Regions from separate parts of the Homo sapiens genome. Here region 1 is linked to region 2. A link is an interaction called in ENCODE POLR2A ChIA-PET data of the cell type or tissue named here. Cell type or tissue: OCI-LY7. All regions are shown on one strand. Each heading gives the region's core, and the rest is flanking DNA. Links, peaks and the distances in the headings are about the cores only. Region 1 overlaps NEK7 (NIMA related kinase 7). Region 2 overlaps DENND1B (DENN domain containing 1B).

What was found. Peaks named below come from ENCODE experiments on the same cell type or tissue, not always from the same donor. Only the 100,000 strongest peaks of a DNase experiment are listed, where the experiment ranks them.
Region 1: POLR2A ChIA-PET joins it to region 2 with 5 read pairs; 2 of 35 experiments call an interaction of 5 or more read pairs at or near these places.

The regions. Positions count from the first base shown.
Region 1 is chr1:198,229,497-198,232,338 of GRCh38, reverse strand. All of the region lies in intron 1 of NEK7 (NIMA related kinase 7), which reads right to left. Among named protein-coding and RNA genes, the nearest start is that of NEK7, 74 kb to the right of the region's middle. In OCI-LY7, for the core only: no CTCF peak of the experiment used is centred there; no DNase peak of the experiment used is centred there.
Region 2 is chr1:197,768,851-197,771,692 of GRCh38, reverse strand. All of the region lies in intron 2 of DENND1B (DENN domain containing 1B), which reads left to right. Among named protein-coding and RNA genes, the nearest start is that of DENND1B, 5.2 kb to the left of the region's middle. In OCI-LY7, for the core only: no CTCF peak of the experiment used is centred there; a DNase peak (open chromatin) is centred at 1,212.

The DNA.
Region 1 (2,842 bases), core at 236-2,735, 460 kb before region 2:
CATTATTTGCTTAGAAAATCCTGTTTCCTGAGATGAAATTCCTTCTTCTGCATTCTGCCTTTTAGATCAAAGATACTTTCCTCTACCCTGCCACTATGAGAAGCTAAGTAACAGAGTAAGCTCCCTAAAATTATGCTCAATGTTTTACATCCCTAAAATGCACCTTATCTTTATAGTCTAAAAATGTTAGTACTTTCTTTTATCCAACTGCTTACTGTGATTTTTTAAATTTAAACTTAAAAGGCCAGTCGTCATATGAGTGTCTACTCTTTTACGCATACTTTGTAATTATAAAGCATTTCATCCATTAATTCAGTATACATAGGCTGAAGGTAATTGCATGTCAGGCATTGCACAAGACTCAAAAATTGAAATATTTAATGACACACAGCCCTTACACTCCAGGAACTACATTTGCACTGATTCTACTCAACACCACGTGTTTCTAGGTTCTCTATAAATATTATTTTATGACCAAAATCTAAGACTCAAAAAACTAGCTTCCCTTTTAAATGGGATTAACTGATGGAACAACTAAAACACATCTTCACTTCATCATACTCTTTAAAAACCAATACAAATATTCTGGGCATGGTTCATTTGTATTACAAATTTCTTCCTCTACCCTGTGACTTGTCTTTCTAAAACCTTCCCAATGGTATCTTTCCATGAACTAATGAATAGAAATTCATAATTTTAATGTGGTCTAAGTATTTAAACTTTTTCTTTATGATTAATGCTTTGTGTACTATGTATGAATTATTTTTCTACTCTAAGTGCTCATATTATTTTCTAATGTAAGCTTTATTTTTTAACCTTTAATATTTAGATCTACAAACCATCTGGAATTAAGTTTTTTTATGATATAAGGCAAAGTCAATCTTTGTTTTTCTTTATGGATATCCAACTGACCTCAAATGATATATTGAAAAAATTATCCTTTACCACACTGCACTGCTGCTATGGTCATCTTTGTCATATACCAAATGATCATGTGTTTTTATATATATATATATATATATATATATATATATATACACACACACATACACGTATATACACACACACATATAGGTATCTGCACTTTCCTTGCTGTTGCACTGGCTATTTATTTGCACTAACAACAATAGTACACTATACAGTGTACTACTGCCCTACAGTGTACCTACTACACTGTACTATTACTACTCTATATAAAACTACAGTATTAATTACTATAGCTTATTATAAAGTCTTGATATTTACTTAATTACGTGTCTGATTTTAATACGAATTGTAAAATCGATCAGCCTATTTCGATTTTCTAAAAAAACACTGCTGGGATTTTGATTGGGATTACGTTGACCTTAAAGATCAATTTGGGGAGAATTGACATCTTAATAATATGGGGTCTTCAAACCCATGAACACAGACTATCTCATTTAAGTTTCTTTCAATAATGGCTTCCAGTTTCATTATACTGGTCTTTCACATCTTTTTTCAGATTATTTCCTAAGTGTTTTATATTTTTTGATACTACTGTAAATGGTGGGGTTTTTTAATTCAATTTTCTGATTGTTAGTATATAGGAATAAAACGTTTTTTGTATATTGACCCTGTATCTTGCAAAATTCCTAAACTTCCTTATTAGTCCAAGTAGCTTTTCTGTAGTTTTTTTGCCTTACTACAATAGATAGAACATCCAGTACAATGAATAGAAGTAGAGAGCAGACATCCTTTCCTTTTTCCTAATCTTAGGAAAAACGTATTAAATCTGTCACCAATAAGTATTATGTTAGCTATACATTTTTTATAGATGCCCTGATTTATCAGGTTGATAATTCCCTTCTATTGTTTGCTGGAAGTTTTTACAAAGAATAGATGTTAGATTTTTATTAAAAAATTTGTGTATCTTGAAATGATTACATGTTTTTTCTTTTTTAATCTGTTAAAATGTTGAATTATATTGATTCAATTTTGAATATTAAAGCAATATTCATTTGTGGGATGAACCCCACTTGGTCATGATAAATAATCATGTTTATGCAGTATTGGATTCAAGGTCGGGAGGAGGATGAAGGATAATCCTAGAAGTGAATCCAAATACCTTTTAGCATGAAATCCAATATTAAAATCAACATTTCATACCCGGTGTCCCACAGACAGTTTCACAAGATATTCCGTAAAGAAAAGAAAAAGTTTCCTGGTCAAAGACCCCTATGAAATAACATTTTTTATATGAATCTCTCTTGAAGAGTCATAGTGAATAGCACAGTAAAAGATCCAAGCAGGCCTGCAATTAGTAAAAGTTTCTTAAGTTTCGTTTCTTTGCTTTGCTTTCTTTGTGTGACATTTTAAAATATCCCACAGTCTGACTGATCCAAAGAAGACATTTTGAGAAATTCTGTACTAGGTTATAATAAAGTGGTTTTGCTATAGCTACTGATACGTGACAATGTCTAAGCAAATAAAACAATGAAAAAAGAAACATAAAACTCAAAGAAACTTAAAGTGTTTTACTCTAAAAATCTACATAAAGAACTCATTTCTACAGTATCCCATAAAGAAGGTCAAGGAGACTCTGCTCAGATATAAAATTCTGAATAAATTTCTCATATTGAATGTAAACTTAAAAAGAGTGAAAAAAGCCACAAACTGTGTTTTTCCTCTGCTTTCATACAACAATCACAATAAGACTTCTGTGACCAAATGTGTAAAGGTTTCTCTCCACACATCAAGCAAATAATCAGTTCTGCAGTGGACACCAGCTGGGTTTCCTCCAATTCAATTCCAACACTATCTTCCTGGAGATAGCAACAGATCCCACAGGTTAAGGGCTCAGTCCCACAAGACCACCGCCCCC
Region 2 (2,842 bases), core at 69-2,568:
AGAAACTATCCAGCAATTACCTACTCTTAAGTAATTTGGAGCTGCACACCTTAAAATAGAGAAGCCCAACCCAGTTGTGGTGAAATGGGCATGGCTAATTTTAGTATGAAGTCACATATTGTTGGCTCCACCAGCCCTACTACTGTACTCCTGGTCTATCTGAACTGCAGCTGTGGTCAGGTTTGTCTATTGGCAAGGAGTGATCCTAGGTTGTAGGGAGCCTTTTCTAGTTGATGAAGTTATCTTTTATTGTCCTGTATGTAGTAAAGTTTGTCCATTTGCATTATTTTGAGCCCCAACCGGGTCCTCTTTGAAGAATGGATATATTAGGTAGAATGGATACTCAAATGGATACATTATGTTTTCAGCTCCAATTTAATTCTATTCTATAGTGGTTTATGATATAAGTTAATCTAAAAAATATCTACCACAACATTACCGAAGGTGCGTGAAGTAACGCTCATCTGATATTGCTTGTAAAGGCGTGGCACGGTGGCTCACGCCTATAATCCCAGCACTTTTGGAGGCCGAGGTGGACAGATCATCTGAGGCCAGGAGTTCGAGACCAGCCTGACCAATATGGTGAAACCCCATCTCTACTAAAAATACCAAAATTATGCAGGCATGGTGGCCTATGCCTGTGATCCCAGCTACTGGGGAGGCTGAGGCACGAGAATCAGTTGAACTGGGGTTGTGGAGGTTGCAGTGCGCCGAGATAGCACCACCACACTCCAGCCTTGGTGACCAAGTGAGACTCTGTCTCAAAAAAAAAAAAAAATCTATATAGATATATAGATATATTTATAGATACATATATTTATAGATATATATTTATAGATATATATTTATATATATTTATAGATATATATTTACATATATATTTATATATATATTTATAGATATATATTTATATATTTATAGATATATATTTATATATATTTATAGATATATATATTTATATATATTTATAGATATATATTTATATATTTATAGATATATATTTATAGATATGTATATTTATAGATATATATTTATAGATATATATTTATAGATATATATTTTTATATATATTTATAGATATATATACACACACACACACACAACAGGCTAATTTCACTTGGAAAATATGGATTCTCTAATTTTAAATGTGTATTAAAGTGATCTTGTTAAAAGATCAATTTGCCTTATATAACACCCAATCTATGCATGTGTCAGAGAGATTGTGGTCTTCTTATAAAGGCTTTTGAGTGGTTTACTCCCTTCTTCCTCTTTTTGCTCTTTTCCACTTTTCATGAGCTAGTTATTCCAGTTTGTATCTTCTACTTCTGCCCTGCTTTAATATTACACCTTGTCTTTTTGCTGTTGTTATTTAAATCACTACTTTTTAGAAACATCTTCATTTGTATTTTAACAGTTTATATCTAGCCTGGTAAAGTTGTAAATATGATAAATGGTTAAAGTAAATAATGTTGGCTTCTTTGTAGGTTGCAAATAATCCATTCTATATGGCTAAATGGCAGAAAATTCTAAAGATATTTTAAAAAACTAAACTCAGCCATGTAAGCAGCAGTAACCTTTCTTCTTTTATTATGACTTAAATAGTATGAATATGGCTAATATTTTAGGATCTAACAAGTAATAACTATAATCAGTAACTATAATAAATAACAAATGATAAATTAGTAGCTATAAATAATAAAATCAATAACTATAAGAGGGCTATAAAAGTAAATTTTTTTGCCAAATTGAGAGATTTATGTTTCTGTAATATTTTATCAATGTTCTACTTTACAGCTAAATCTTAAATAGAAAAATATATGAAAAATATTTTAAAAGTTATTGGAATCCTCATATTTAACTGTTAGTACCTATTTGTTTTAATGAGGCTCTGATATGTGCATTATCAGCTTGTTTAAGGTACGATAATTTTTTTTTTGCTAACATTAAATGATCATGGGTGAAATTCTTAAATAGTAATAGATTGGAAAACAAAATGTATAAATTAGGATGCTTTGGAGTACAAACATAAGATTGGTTTAAATAATAGAGAAACTAGAGAAACTTGATATAGTTCATACAAGAAGTCGTCAAACATCGATATAGTTCATACAAGAAGTCGTCAAACATCCAGGTGCTTTCTGCTTCTCATTTCTGCCACTCACAGTAATGGTGTCATTGGAGGGCTTAGATTTCTTGCGGTTATAAGACTGTCAGTGGAAGTTGGAACTCTGCTTTTTTGTTTGTGACTCTGGGGGTGACAGACACTGGCTTTACATGTCTCTATTTAGAGCCAGAAAGTTTCTTTTTTCAAATCCCCTAGAAAGCCTTTCCTTAGATCCTGGTAGCCTAAGTTGGCATGCACCTGACCACTCCTGAAATTATCATTGGTGGGGTAGAGGTAAAGGGGTTGGTGGCAAGACTATTGTGATTGATTTATTTAAATTGGCAATGAATAGATGTTGAGAAATCAATTAAAATGCTTTTGTTAAAGAACTTTTAGAATATATAATTTTTTGTTGACTGATCAAATAGAAAATGTATTTAGAGTAAATTTGGTTTATACTAAGATTGGTGACATTATGTTAAGGTATTTGGCATGCTTCTCTTGTTCATTTTTCATAGGTAAGTCTAAATGTTTTCATTTATCCTGAATAGCTTAGATAAGTATCTTCAGAGACAGGTTGTTAATTAAATTTTAGTTAACAGTGTGAAATGACATTAGCTTTTAAAATATAACTTGATAAAGCTCCTCTGGTAAGATTGTGATCTTTATCTGGTCTACTGCTATTTGGACTTGTTTCAGAGGCATTATATTGATTTTTTTTTTTTTGAGAACAACACA